Regions from separate parts of the Homo sapiens genome. Here region 1 is linked to region 2. The links are chromatin contacts, found by Hi-C or POLR2A ChIA-PET in ENCODE. All regions are on one chromosome and are shown on one strand. Each heading gives the region's core, a stretch centred on a gene start or an enhancer-like site at or near the end of the contact. The rest is flanking DNA. Distances are from core to core; before and after follow the strand shown.

The links. Hi-C counts contacts between places; a loop is a spot of excess contacts on that map. ChIA-PET counts read pairs that join two places held with the same protein, here RNA polymerase II (POLR2A). Pooled maps may share reads with other maps.
Region 1: a map of B cell shows a loop between it and region 2 (9-fold over the local background). The contact joins the promoter of CCNT1 here to the promoter of SCAF11 in region 2. A Hi-C loop is called at or near these places in 2 of 168 maps with a recorded cell type or tissue (B cell and naive thymus-derived CD4-positive, alpha-beta T cell) and 10 of 50 pooled maps. POLR2A ChIA-PET finds 5 or more read pairs at or near these places in 1 of 52 experiments (A673).

What each region holds. Positions count from the first base shown.
Region 1 is chr12:48,711,662-48,718,864 of GRCh38, reverse strand. CCNT1 (cyclin T1) reads left to right here and starts at 2,158. Exons shown (of 9, transcript NM_001240.4): 1 at 2,158-2,350; 2 at 4,341-4,422. The coding sequence starts at 2,190. RefSeq lists enhancers at 1,404-1,643, 1,043-2,043, 2,114-2,393.
Region 2 is chr12:45,987,461-45,994,058 of GRCh38, reverse strand. SCAF11 (SR-related CTD associated factor 11) reads left to right here and starts at 3,485. Exons shown (of 15, transcript NM_004719.3): 1 at 3,485-3,706. RefSeq lists enhancers at 2,372-2,571, 3,052-3,121, 3,132-3,331, 3,050-3,763, 3,572-3,781 and 1 more and silencers at 3,452-3,501, 3,842-3,941, 4,342-4,411.

The DNA.
Region 1 (7,203 bases), core at 909-3,408, 2.7 Mb before region 2:
GTAAAATGGAGCTAATACTAACTACAGGCAGTATATGGCAGAGGTGACCTGAATGGAAAGAAATACTTCTGAGAATGAATGACAATCAAGCATAGTAAGATCACCCATGCCTAGAAATGACAAAACCCAAAATATTATCAAAGCAAGATGAAGGATTCTAATATTATCCAAATCTATCTAAAATTACCCATATTTAATCAAGGTAAACTGAATATGGTTCCAGAAAAGCAGGAATACAGCTTGCGTGAATGGAAAGATCAATGGAATTAGATTTAAGATCTACACTTATTAGTGGTGTAGTGAGGGCAAACTCCCAAAGCCTCAGTTTCTGTATTGTGGGTGTTTTGCACATTTATCTGACAAAGATTTATGGACTATTTACTAGGGCCAGGGCTTTACTAGGTAAGTGCCATACAAAAATGAAGGCATTGCTCTTGCCTTCAATTTCAATACAATGTAACAAATATTATAACAATAAGGGCTACTGAATATTTTCTAAGTACTAGGTACTATTATAAATACTTTTTACTCATTAAATCTTTACTCCCTTTCACTATCTAAAACATAGGTATTATCACAGAAAAGAGGCATAGAGAAGTTAACTATCTTGCCCAGCACCAAACAGTTATCAGAGGCTGGAGCTGGGATGTATCTTTTTTTTTTTTTTTTTTTTTGAGAAGGAGTCTCGCAATGTTGCCCAGGCTGGAGTGCAGTGGCGCGATTTCGGCCCACTGCAACTTCTGCCTCCCGGGTTCAAATGATTCTCCTGCCTCAGCCTCCCGAGTAGCTGGGAGTACAGGCGTGCGCCACCACGCCTGGCTAATTTTTGTATTTTCAGTAGAGATGAGGTTTCACCATGTTGGCCAGGCTGGTCTCGAACTCCCGACTTCAGGTGATCCACCCGCCTTGGCCTCCCAAAGTGCTGGGATTATAGGCTTGAGCCACCGCGCCCGGCAAAGGAGCTGGGAAATATTTTGACAGAGGGCAAGAACTTGCTAATCTGTGCAAGTGAGGGGTAGTGGTGGAGGCTTTCCACACTCAAGGGGCAGTTTTAGTTCACCCATTCGCAAACGTACTTAAAAATTACCTCTTAGAGTTGTGCTGAATAAATGAAACAGTATATTTAAGTCAGTATTGTGCCTGGGACATGTAAGCTCTTAATTAATGTTATTAATTTCATTTTATTCCTTTAAGTTGGATCACTGGCGAACAACGTGAGAATGTTTTCATGCCTTTGGCTACACATTAAAGCGACCTCTCCAAATGGGTTGTCGCATTTTACATTGCTACCAACAATGTAACAGCCTTCTAGTTGCTTTATGCTCCGATATACGAAAGAGCCCCACCATTTGATTCTGTTTTTCAGTTTCTGACAGCCTCACCTACTTTCTCTTTCAAGTTCATCTGCCACATTTTTACTTATTTTATTTTTTTGAGACGGAGTCTCGCTTTCTCACCCAGGCTGGAGGCTGGGGTGCAGTGGCGTGATCTCGGCTCACTGCGATCTCCGCCTCCCGGGTTCAAGCGATTCTCCTGCCTCAGCTTCCCGAGTAGCTGGGACTACAGGCGCGCGACACCACGCCGGCTAATTTTGTATTTTTAGTAGAGACGGGGGTTTCACCATATTGGCCAGGCTGGTCTCGAACTCCTGACCTCGTGATCCGCCCGCTTCGGGCTCCCAAAGTGCTGGGATTACAGGCGTGAACCACCGCGCCCGGCCCATCTGCCCCATTTTACATCACCACTGCCGTCACAAACAAAGTTCTCGTAAGAACCGCCAAGCGGCGCGTGGGCGGCCGCCCCATCCCACTATAATTGCGGCCTCGCAGCCTGACCCGGGGCGCCAACGCTCAATCCGGTTCTCGCGGGAAGATACACGGTTTTTAAGAAAGAACTTCTAACCCCACTCCACCGCCCAACGGTCACGTGACGCGCCTGCGTCCTCGCCTCAAGGTTTTTTCTGGTCGCATATTGGCTGTTAACTCGGCTACGGGGTGTAGCGAGGTGCATTCCGGAAGTAGGTCCTTTGACTTTTGCTTCCTCTACGGAGGCAAGTAACAACCCGGCGGTCGACGCTTAGCGGAAGTTCGTCAAGTCGCAGTTGCCCCCGCACAGCGGATGTGGGTCGCCTCTTAGGTGACGCTGGGAAGTGCCTGCAGCCTTCGCCGCTGCCTTCTGGTTGAAGCACTATGGAGGGAGAGAGGAAGAACAACAACAAACGGTGGTATTTCACTCGAGAACAGCTGGAAAATAGCCCATCCCGTCGTTTTGGCGTGGACCCAGATAAAGAACTTTCTTATCGCCAGCAGGCGGCCAATCTGCTTCAGGACATGGGGCAGCGTCTTAACGTGTATCCTTGTGGCCTAGGCCTTCGGCCTTGGAGTTGGTCCCGCCATGCTCTGGCGTCCGGGTCTCAGGCTCTGTGGGGGGGACGAAAGTGGGGAAGAAGGTGGGCAGAAGCTGGATGTCTAGTTGGGAGAGCCCACGATGGGGCGGGCTGAAACTCAGTTAGCGCTAGGGAAGCGAGGCAGAGTTGATTTCCCGCTCGCTCACCCGTGCCGCCAGCCTTGCTGGGAATTCGTATCCTTCCCGGCTTTGTGTTTTAACCAGCCCTTCCAACTCTGTCTTCATTGTGTTCTGATCTGCTCTGGTGACGTTAAGATTCTCATTTTCCGCTGTGCCCTAGGGGTCTAGGTCTGGCAGAGGTTTCTCTGTTGACGGCTGCCTCCCAAACCTAGTGTGTAAATTTCGAGAAATTCAGTACCTGAAAGTGTTATAAAGGGTGGACTAGAATTAATGCCTCAGCCTTGGTCCAAAATCCATTCCTCATCTACTAGCTGTTTAAGTGACCTCTCAAATTTTTGGCCGTCTTGTCTATAAAATGGGATAATACCTCTTGTGTTTGATTCTGTGTCCAGCACAGTGCTTTGCATTCAGATGCTCAGTTAGTAGCTACTGTTTTATAGAATTTCAGAGGAAAGATGTTAGTTTACGTTTGTAGGGGATACCCACGAATCTAATGTTTTAAATAGTTTACAAAATACCGGGTCCTTAACTTACTTAGAGTGATGATATGTATTTCATTTTCAAAAATGAGGTAACGGCTGGATGCGGTGGCTCACGCCTGTAATCTCTGCACTTTGGGAGGCCGAGGCGGGTGGATCACCTGAGGTCAGGAGTTCGAGACCAGCCTGGCCAACATGATTAAACCCCTGTCTCTACTAAAAATACAAAAAATTACCCCGGCGTAGTGGCGGGCAGCTGTAATCCCAGCTAGTCAGGAGGCCGACGCAGGAAAATCGCTTGAACCCGGGAGGCGGAGGTTGCAGTTAGCCGAGATGGCGCCACTGCACTCCAGCTTGGGCAACAATAGTGAAACTCCGTCTCAGAAAAAAAAAATTAAAAAAAAAATGAGGTAACCTCTCCCACATATTTTTGTTTGTTAGGAAATACACTTATTTTATGGTGGAGAAAACTAGTATAGTTTTAAATTTCTTTCCACTCTGCGTGTGAAAATTTTCTTGGGTGCAGCTTCTATTTAAATGTGTGGCTGACAGTAATGTGTGTATCTTAAGGGTGTGTTCATCTCAAAATGGGTGTCTGTTTTATCGCCAGTTTGTTTCCTGCTGATGTCCAGGTTTGTTTCCTAAGCATCCTGTCAGTATGGAGTTAAATCTTTTTGTTCGAAATTCTATTTCAGTGCATCCTTAAAATGCTTTCCTTTTTGTATGTGTGTTGTCATTAAGGTTGTCAGCCAGGCGCGGTGGCTCGCGCCTGTAATACCAGCACTTTCGGAGGCCAAGGCAGGTCGATCAGTTGAGGCCAGGAGTTCAAGACCAGCCTGGCCAACATGGTGAAACCATGTCTCTACTAAAAATACAAAAAGTAGCCAGGTCTGTTGGTGGGCGCCTGTAATCTCAGCTACTGGGGAAGCTGAGGCAGGAGAATCGCTTGAATTTGGGAGGTAGAGGTTTCAGTGGGCCAAGATGGTGCCACCGCACTCCAGTGTGGGCGACAGAGTGTGAGCCACCGCGCCTGGCCGCCTTATATAGTTTTTAAAAAAATCTGTCTAGATTCATACATCCTGAGATGTTTGTTTATTCATTCAGTACATTTATATTAAATATTTGTTATGTGTAAGGCATTGTGCTAAGTGTCAGTTGGCGATTAATAATTTGGTGAAAGAAAACAGACATATTCTTTGATTTGGAGAGATAAGTATGATTTTCATTTAGTAGTATCTACTTGCTTGGCCATTTCATCCTTTTGGGAGGGAGATAGAGGTTATCTTTTCCAGAATTATACCTGCCTGTTTTTGGATCTTAACTTGAACACTTCAGCTCACAATTGACTATCAACACTGCTATAGTATACATGCATCGATTCTACATGATTCAGTCCTTCACACAGTTCCCTGGAAATGTAAGTATAATTTTTTTATATGATATAATCCTTTTGTGATTGATTCCACCTACCTATTCCATTTGTGGTTGGTCTTTGCTACTGAACTGTAACTTGAACTTTAGAATTTAGGGTTGATCACTTCCATTATGTGCTGTGTTGCTGTTCTGAATCCAGCTTTTCAGTTTTCCTGTTAAGTGTCTACTTGTCTAGTGGATTTAGTATATCCATGTCGATTCTCTAAAGAAGTAGATTAGGCCGGGTGCAGTGGCTCACAACTGTAATCCCAGCACTTTGAGAGACTGAGATGGGAGGATCACTTGAGCCCAGGAGTTCAAAACCAGCCTGGGCAACATAATGAGACCTCATTTCTACAAAATATCAAAAACAAAAACAAAAAGCAAGTAGCTGGGTGTTGTGGTATGCATCTGTGGTCTCAGCTACTCCAGCAGCTGGCAAGAGGATTGCTTGAACTCAGGGAGTTGAGGATGCAGTGAGCCAAGATTGAGTCGCTTCACTCCAGCCTGGGCATCAGAGTGAGACCCTGTCTTCAAAAAAAACCCCAAAAAACAGATTATCAGACATCTAAAGTCAACATTTTGGGGTTGGAGGAGTAACATTAAAGGGGAAATCATGTGGAATTTAGGTATAGCTTTCTTTTTCTTGCTGGGGTAGGGAGACAGGCAGGGTCTTGCCCTGTTGTCCATGGTGGAATGCAGTGATTTGATTATGGCTCATTGCAGCCTTAACCTTCTGGGCTCAAGCAGTCCTCCTGCCGTAGCCTCCCAAGTAACTGGGACCACAGGCTTGCCAACATATCTGGTAATTTTTAAAATTTTTTTTGTGAAGATGGGGTCTCCCTGTGTTGTCCAGCCTGGTCTCAAACTCCAGGGTTCAAGGGATCCTTCCGCCTCCGCCTTCTAAAATGTTGGGATTACAGTCATGAGCCGCCATTCCTGGCATTAATTTTGAAGTAGTTTATAAAATATGGTCACAGCAAAAGAAGTAAATGTAAGTTACTTAGATTTTCCAAAAGCCTTTGATAAAATTCCAGTCAGCAGTTGGAGGGGAAAGCACATTATGTAATAATAACTGGGAAAATGACTTTTAAGAACATGAAAAATAGGCTATGCATGGTGGCTCATTCTTATGTATAATCACAGCACCTTGGGAGGTTCAGGTGGGAGGACTGATTGAGCCCAGGAGTTGGAGACCAGCCTGGGCAACACGGTGAGACCCCGTTTCTACAAAAAAAAAAAAAAAGGTAAAAAAAATTTTACAAAGAACAGGAAGAATAAAATTATACTAATAAAGAAATTTTATTTTTTTGTACAGAATTATAAATAGTGATCTTTTCAGTGTAGCTATTTGAAATGGTCCTATTTAACATTATTATAAATGACTTGGAATTGAATGCATAGTGATATCCCAGTTCTAGGAAGGACTGTATTTACTTAATAAAACGCCAAGGTAATAGGGATAAACTTGATGAGTACTTCATATGGATTGATTTTTTTTTTTTTGAGATGGAGTTTCGCTCTTGTTGCCCAGGATGGAGTGCAATGGCACGATCTTGGCCCTTTGCAACCTCCGCCTCGCAGATTCAAGCAATCCTCTTTCCTCAGCCTCCCAAGTAGCTGGGATTACATGCATGTGCCACCACACCTGGCTAATTTTTGTATTTTTAGTAGAGACGAGGTTTCACCACGTTGGCCAGGCTGGTTTTGAACTCCTGACCTCAGGTGATCTGCCCGCCTCAGCCTCCCAAAGTGTTGGGATTACAGGTGTGAGCCACTGCACCGGCTGTATACTTCAAATGGATTTGTGAGTCAAGTATTTCCCTGCTTTTTTTTTTTTTTTTTTTTTTTATTTTTTTTTTTTTTTAAGGAAAAGATTATCCTGCTGGGCACGGTGGCTTAAGCCTATAATCCCACAACTTTAGGAGGCTGAGGCGGGCGGATCACCTGAGGTCGGGAGTTTGAGACCAACATGGAGAAACCCCATCTCTACTAATACAAAAATTAGCCAGGCGTGGAGTTTCATGCCTGTAATCCCAGCTACTCAGGAGGCTGAGGCAATCACTTGAACTGGGGAGGCCGAGGTTGTGGTGAGCCGAGATCGCTATTGCACTTCAGCCTAGGCAACAAGAGCGAAACTCCATCTCAAAAAGAAAAAGATTATGCTTTTGAGGATGCTTATTTCGTATCCTTAGAATGGTGGGTTTTCAGATTTATTATTACTTTTTTAATGCTGTAGAAAGAGAGTTTATGAAGCTAGACATAGCTCCTGAAATGTAAGAAACTGGCAGAAACAGTATTGGGAGTAACTGCACAGGAAACTTTTTGGATTTGTGAATTAAGATTTTTGTGGGCCAGGTGCCGTGGCTCAACGCCTGTAATCCCAGCACTTTGGGAGGCCAAGATGGGCGGATCACGAGGTCAGCAGATCAAGACCATCCTGGCTAACATGGTGAAACCCCGTCTCTACTAAAAATACAAAAAAAATTAGCCGGGCGTGGCGGTGGGCGCCTGTAGTCCCAGCTACTCGGGAGGCTGAGACAGGAGAATGGCATGAACCCAGGAGGTGGAGCTTGCAGTGAGCCGAGATCGTGCCACTGCACTCCAGCCTGGGCGACAGAATGAGACTCCGTCTCAAAACAAAAAGAAAAAGATTTTTGCTGATGATCCACCCAGGTTGGCTTTCTTCTGCCCTTAGCCCCTGTACCTCTAGTCATGCCCTGGAGCTTTGCTCTGGCTCTGATTGCAAGGAGTATATCCTTCTTATTAAAAGAGAGAGAAGCCT
Region 2 (6,598 bases), core at 2,236-4,735:
GGCTCAAGCAATCCTTCCAGTGCACGCCACCACAGCTGGTCATTTTTTTAATTTTATTTTTAGTAGAAACTAGGTCTCACTATGTTGCTCAGACAGTATGTCCTTTGAATTCACACATTTTTATTGCCATAAAAATGCCAGAGATCATTAAAATAAAAATGTCCTCTTATAGAAACTAAAGACCAAAAAGTTAGGTGATTTATTCAAAACTGAAAAGGTGTTAAGTGACAGTATTAGAACCATGTTTTTCTTTTTTTTCTTTTTCTTTTTTTTTTTTTTTGAGATGGAGTCTTACTCTGTCACCCAGGCTGGAGTGCAGTAGCGCCATCTCGGCTCACTGCAACCTCCGCCTCCCAGGTTCAAGTGATTCTCCTGCCTCAGCCTCCTGAGTAGCTAGTAGCTGGGATTACAGGCACATGCCACCATGCGGGCTAATTTTTGTATTTTCAGTAGAGATGGGGTTTCACCATGTTGGCCAGTCTGGTCTCGAACTCCTGACCTTAAGTGATCCAACCACCTCAGCCTCCCAAAGTGCTGGAATTACAAGCATGAGCCACCATGCCTGGCCAGAACCATGTTTTTCAATCCAGTATATTTACAGCATGATTTCCTCCCTTAATTTGAACTTGATATTGTATTCTATTTATAAGTTAAATTAAAATAGCAGTTATTTCTGAAAAAGCTCCATCAAAATCAATACGTTGATTACCCATTTTTAAACGTGCCACTGTGGGTTTCTGTTGCTATGTGACAGGACTGATATTTTAAGTGCCTGGTAAAGTGCAACACACCAAGTGGACATTCAGTTTAAGGCTGTTTTATGATGCATATCATTTGTGCTTTTTACAGTTAAAATCAAATCTAAAATGTTGACAATGATGGTTCATATATCAACTTTACTCCTCCATTTTATAGCCCATCTTTTATTGATTTAGAACTCTGTACCTCTTTATTATATTGTAAATTTAAAAAATATGAAAACATCAGAGAGAATAATAAATCTTTACATCCAAACATAATAAGGAGGATGCTGCATATACAGAAATACACATGAACTTTTCTCTGGAAAGAATGGCCTATTACAAACCACCACTCTCTTCTATTTGCACATGAAGGTAGAAACCACAGTGGCATTAAGAGCATTTTTCCTTAAGACATGCTCACATGATATCTAGGAGGCCAACAGTAAGAACGTGAAAACTTAATTCTCTGCTAGGAAACAAATACATCAAAAGATCTGGTATTTTTAGTTTTGATGAAACTATACTGTTATTATCAATTTAAAATAGTTTTCTATTTGGCAGATTTTATCATTTGGGCTTAAATTTTGAGAAAAAACACTTTCCTAAAACAAAACTGAGATTTTTAAAAATATATTTAGATTTTAAATATATATAGATTTTTTAAAATATAAAACATACACAGAAGCATGTTGCACCAGGAGTCCATATCAGGAGTTACACTCTCTAGAGTGAATCCTAGAGATTGTATACATAAAAAAGCTACACCCTTATTCTGTTGGATGGCTCATAAATGTTGATCTGGTTATAGCTTTCCACACTAATTTTCACTATTTCTCTTAACAATCATCCTTTATAATCATTCTTTATATCCAAATAGTATATATCCTTTACTATTTGCTCTGATTTTGACAGGGAAAGGTCCTTCATAAGAATTTTGTTGTTCCATCAGAAGAAAGCATTTTAACGCCTCTAGCTCATTTTCCCCTCAAATATCCCAAATACAGTAAAGCCACCTAAATTCCCAAACCCCATATCAAAAACAGTACACTGAAAAACTCCAAAGACTTTGACAGCGACAAGACCGCCATTCATGTGTTCCTTCAGCAAGTGCCAGACGCTGTTATGAAAGTGATAAGACACTGTCCCAATCCTCACAGTGTGAGACAGTGAGCAGACTCAACAGAATGCATAGGATGAAAGTGCCAGAAAAGCGACGTCCTCAGGGCGGGAGCAGGGGACGCCGCAACGTAGTCTGCGAGAATGCAGGAAGGCGGCAGTGAAGCGGTCGGTCGGCGGGGCCGCGGCAAAGTGGGGAGGAAACTCATCCCGGGCAGGCGTCAGGGTGGCTGGAGAGCGCAGCACGCGCGAACAGAACGGGGGCAGGCGACAGGAAAACGTGTGAGCGCGCGGCTGAAAGCGACTGGGACCTGGGTGAGCCGCGCGCGGGGAGCAGAGCTTAGTCCTGCGGGAGCCGCAAGCAGGACAAGGGCGTGGGTGGGAGGACTGGAAGGTCAGCTGGTAGATGGGGGACACTGAGGGCAGGCAGAGCAACCGGAAGCTTGCTGCAGTCGACGAGAAGAGAAACTAGGAGGTTAAATAATCAGTGACTTTGAAAAAGTCAAAATACCTCCGAGGTAAAACAAAACATTTAACAACCCGCCGGGGGAAAAAGTGGAGGATGGCACACACGTCACTATCTAACCACAACGCGGAGGCCTTTTAAGTAAATAATGATAAAGTTTTTGTTGTTGTTTGAGACAGGGTCTCGCTCTGTCGCCCAGGCTGGAGTGCAGTGGAACGATCTCGGCTCACTGCAACCTCCGCCTCCCGGGTTCAAGCGATTCTCCCACCTCATCTTCCCGAGGAGCTGGGACCGCAGGTGCGCGCCACCACGGCCGGTTAATTTTATTTTTTGTAGAAACGAGATCTTAATACGTCGCTCAAGCTGGTCTCGAACTGCTGAGCTCAAGCGATCCGCCAGCCTCGGCCTCCCAAAGCGCTGGGATTACCGGCGTGAGCCACCGCGCACCTGGCCCAAATTTAATTTTGTGATGTGGGGTTAAGACATGGGAAAGCCCCTAGGCTCGGGGAGTCAGGCGGGAAAGCTCTCCCCCTGGCATCTAAAAAAATGCCCACCAGAAAGGAGGAAAGGTGGGCTTCCAAATTGCCGACTCTTCACTCCACAGGCTGCATTTCAGGTGGGCAGCGCAGCCAGGTGAACACTCAATCCACCGCAAACATGCGGACACTCTTTTCAATATCAGATTACCATAAAGATAAGGAGCACACCCTGCGCAAAATCCTTCCTGTCCAGTTCCCTTAAAGCCTCTTTCATTGTCCTCCGCGACGCAGCCTGTAAAACTGCCAAAGGAGGGCAGAGGCCAAAGTCCACGCGCTGCGCATGCGCACCATCCGCAGTGTGGGCGAAGGGCGGTGCTGGAAGGACGTTTCCCAGAAGGCCCCTCCAGCGCAGCTGCCCTTCCTCCCGCTCACAGGCCGCGTGACGTGACTCCACCCACCACGCTTCTCGGTCTCAAACAGCAGTTTGCCAGCGCCCCCCTGCGGCCCAACTGGGTACTACGAACATGCACTCAGGGCCAGAGCGAGCGAGTAAGCAGAATGTGGCGAGTCCGGCTGCCGCCGTCGTCACCTTAGCGCGCCGACAGCGAGGGAAGGGAGGAGGAGGGAGACGCGCAGGGAGGGGAGGGGAGGGAGGAGGCTAGACAAGGCGGGGGAAGGGGGAGTAGCGGTGGCTTAAGCCGCGCGGAGCAGCGCAACCTGGGTCGCTCCCTGCTTCGCCGCCGCCTCCGGACCGAGCCAGCGGAGTCAGTGTCCTAGAGACCCTGTAACACCACAAAGCGGACGAAGGAGTCCATGTTGGGGAACTTGGCAGCGGAGTGACTGGGACCTGGGAACCTACTGTGGGGCCGCGGCCGGACCGAGCGCCTCGACCTCGGTCTGAGGTAAACACTGGTCGACCCGCGGGGTGGATGGGCTTGGGCAGCTGTCTGGGAGAGACGAGGGTTAGCGGCCGGCGCAGAGCGCTGGAGCGGGCCTAGGGCGACGCGAGGGCTGACAAAGTTTCGGAATCTCGCGCGGCCCGTGCGACGTCGTGCGCTGGGAGGAAAGTTGGAGCTACCTCTCGAAGTGGGGGAGGCTGCGGCCGGGAGGGCCCCTTTCCCTCTCGCTGCCCCGCGAGGGAGGCTCGGCCCGGCCCTGGGCCGCCGCCGCCTCTCTGTCGCACTCTGTCCCATTTCCTCCTTGTGGCCTACGCGTCTCCCGCCGCCTTAGCTGGCGAAGCCTGTCCCCGTCCGGGTGCAGGGTCCTACGGGGGGGGGGGAAGGGGCTCCACGCCAGAACCGCCACAGACACCCTCCTCCCTGCAGTGGAAACGTGTCCTGCTGAGCTTCCGGGCGCTCCCGACCGCGGTGTCGGCTTTTCTTGGGAGACTTTGGTCGCGAGCGTCCAAGCCCGCTAGTGAAACCAAACTTTACTACGCCGTGACCTCTCGAGTGCGCGAATGGGGAAGAGCCGGCGCTTCTAAGCATCAGCCTTTTTCACTCCTTGATCTGAACTTCAAACTACTCATCCACCCCCAGTGTTTTAAATTCGCTACCTGGGCTGACAACTACGGGGCCGGGAGATATAAATTTAGCCTAATCAGTCGCCCCTTCTGAGACCTAGGAATTTTGAACCATTAAAAAGATTTCCTACAGATGGCTGGCGGTCTTGCCACCAACACGTATTTTGAAGTATTGTTTCAAAAGTAGACGCCTGATTTAGAGTACTTGATTTAGACATTCACGGATTCAAATGTTGAATTTTGAAATACTTCCAATATATTTCCGTATTGTATTACATACAGTGTCTACCAGCTGACTGTTGTTCATTCATTTTGGATTACATTTTGGCTAACATGCTACCACTGACCTAAGATACTTAAGCAAAACTGCTGAAAAATGTTTTTAATGCTTTGTGTAGTAGATGCTGATGTTAAATTTTTTTCTCCGATTTGGGAATTTTCCCCGAATTTTGGGAAAAGCATATTAATAAATGCATTATTTTTTCGTTTTAAAAGAAAAATTAATTTCTACATATCACCACCTACCTCAGCAGCAGAATATCAGGGCAGTACATTTTAAAATAACGGTTGGTTTTTGTATTTTATTAGTAATTGTATTAAAATTTTGACATGTAATCAAGTCTGTTTCTAAACAATTGCTTTCTCTTTCCTGTTTCTTTGGCAGTTGGCTTGATCATGTCACTATTTTGGTTAAAAGATGCAAGAAAAAGTTCATGGGCCTTTTGTTTTTGTTGTTTTAACTAAGCAAGAGAAATGAAATCTTGAAACTGTCTTTGGATTTCTTTTGTTTTATATTATCCTATCGGATAATCTGAATTTATATTTTTTATGCAATGTGAGTTTTTTAAAAACAGTTCTTAGGGTAGCTGCATTTTAGCTATAATATTTTTTGGTGCTTGCAGATATTTTAACAGTCATTCAGTTTTTCACATTCAGATAGTGAACTTTTTGCCTGAGAGTTTGAGTACATTTTAAGATTTCACTGGGGTAAAATTTGAATGTTTGCTTACTGTAAGTATACTCATGCTTTAAAGACATTCTTCAGTATAAAGGGGAAGAAAACTGTAGAAGAAAATTTAAAGTTTCTAAATATGTTGCCAGAAAACATGTCATGGAGAAAATTTTACGGATAATTTTTTAATTTTTTCTGTTAATACCTTCATGTGGTAATAGGGCTAGTGTGTTAAGATCGAAACTTTTCAGGAGTTACTTAGCTCTCTATCGTCCTTTGGCACCAACTAGAGCTTAGACAGTTTTCTGGAAAACCTGTGCTTTTATTCAGCAGAGATAGGATGAATCAGTGCAGTTACATGATACTGTTGATTCATCATCAGTAACATCTTTTAGTAATCAGAAAATACAGTACTATACTACCCATCAACTTAATACTGAACTTTTAAAGTATATCAGAGATAGTTGTAGCACCTTAATTAAAGAGAGTAGCAGGCATAAAAGTAATAAAAAGAAAGTCAACTGTAGAATAATTTTCATTGTAACTTCCCTTTAGCAAGCCCTGCTATCACCTGCTTTTGTCTTTTAAGATGTAAATTGTACCTTGACTTACCTTGCCCAGTGAAATAAACTTAAAATCCAGATTTTTAATTATACTCTGTCCCCCAAAATAAGTTAATAACCTTGCACCTTGTCTTGCTTCTGAGCAGTAATAACTGTTAGTAGTGCTGAGTAGAGCCCAGAGTTAAAATATCCAGTATCATTCTCTTGCTATTCCCAAAACTCATCTTTGCATTGTATTTTTTTAAGTTGTGTCTATGAACTTAATGTATGAAATCCTAGTACATAGACACATAAAAATTCAATACATAACGTAAAAACACAACCACTATTTTGCTTTCAAAAATATCTTCCTAAAAAGTCACTGTGACCTTTGCTGATCTACAGTCTTTAACACTCCATAGCCAGAGTGATCCTGATAAAATGTCAGGTCATGTAACTTCTTTTCTCAAATGGCTTCCCTTCTCAGTCATAGTAAATTCCATACTCCTATGGTCTACAAGGCTCTATGATTTAAGTCTCTTCTTCCTCTCTGACTTCATCTCCTCACCCTTTCTCCAATCTCCTTTCCCCTACGCTGTTGTGGTCTTCTCTAACTACTGTGTATAAAACAACAGCCTTCCCCCGATATTTTGTATCTGTTTTTATGCTAGATTTTTCTCCATTGCATTTATCATTTTGCAACATATTGTGTAATCTAACTTAGGTTTATTGTTTATTTTCTTCACTGTGATTTATCTTCTGTGAGATCAGCATTTGT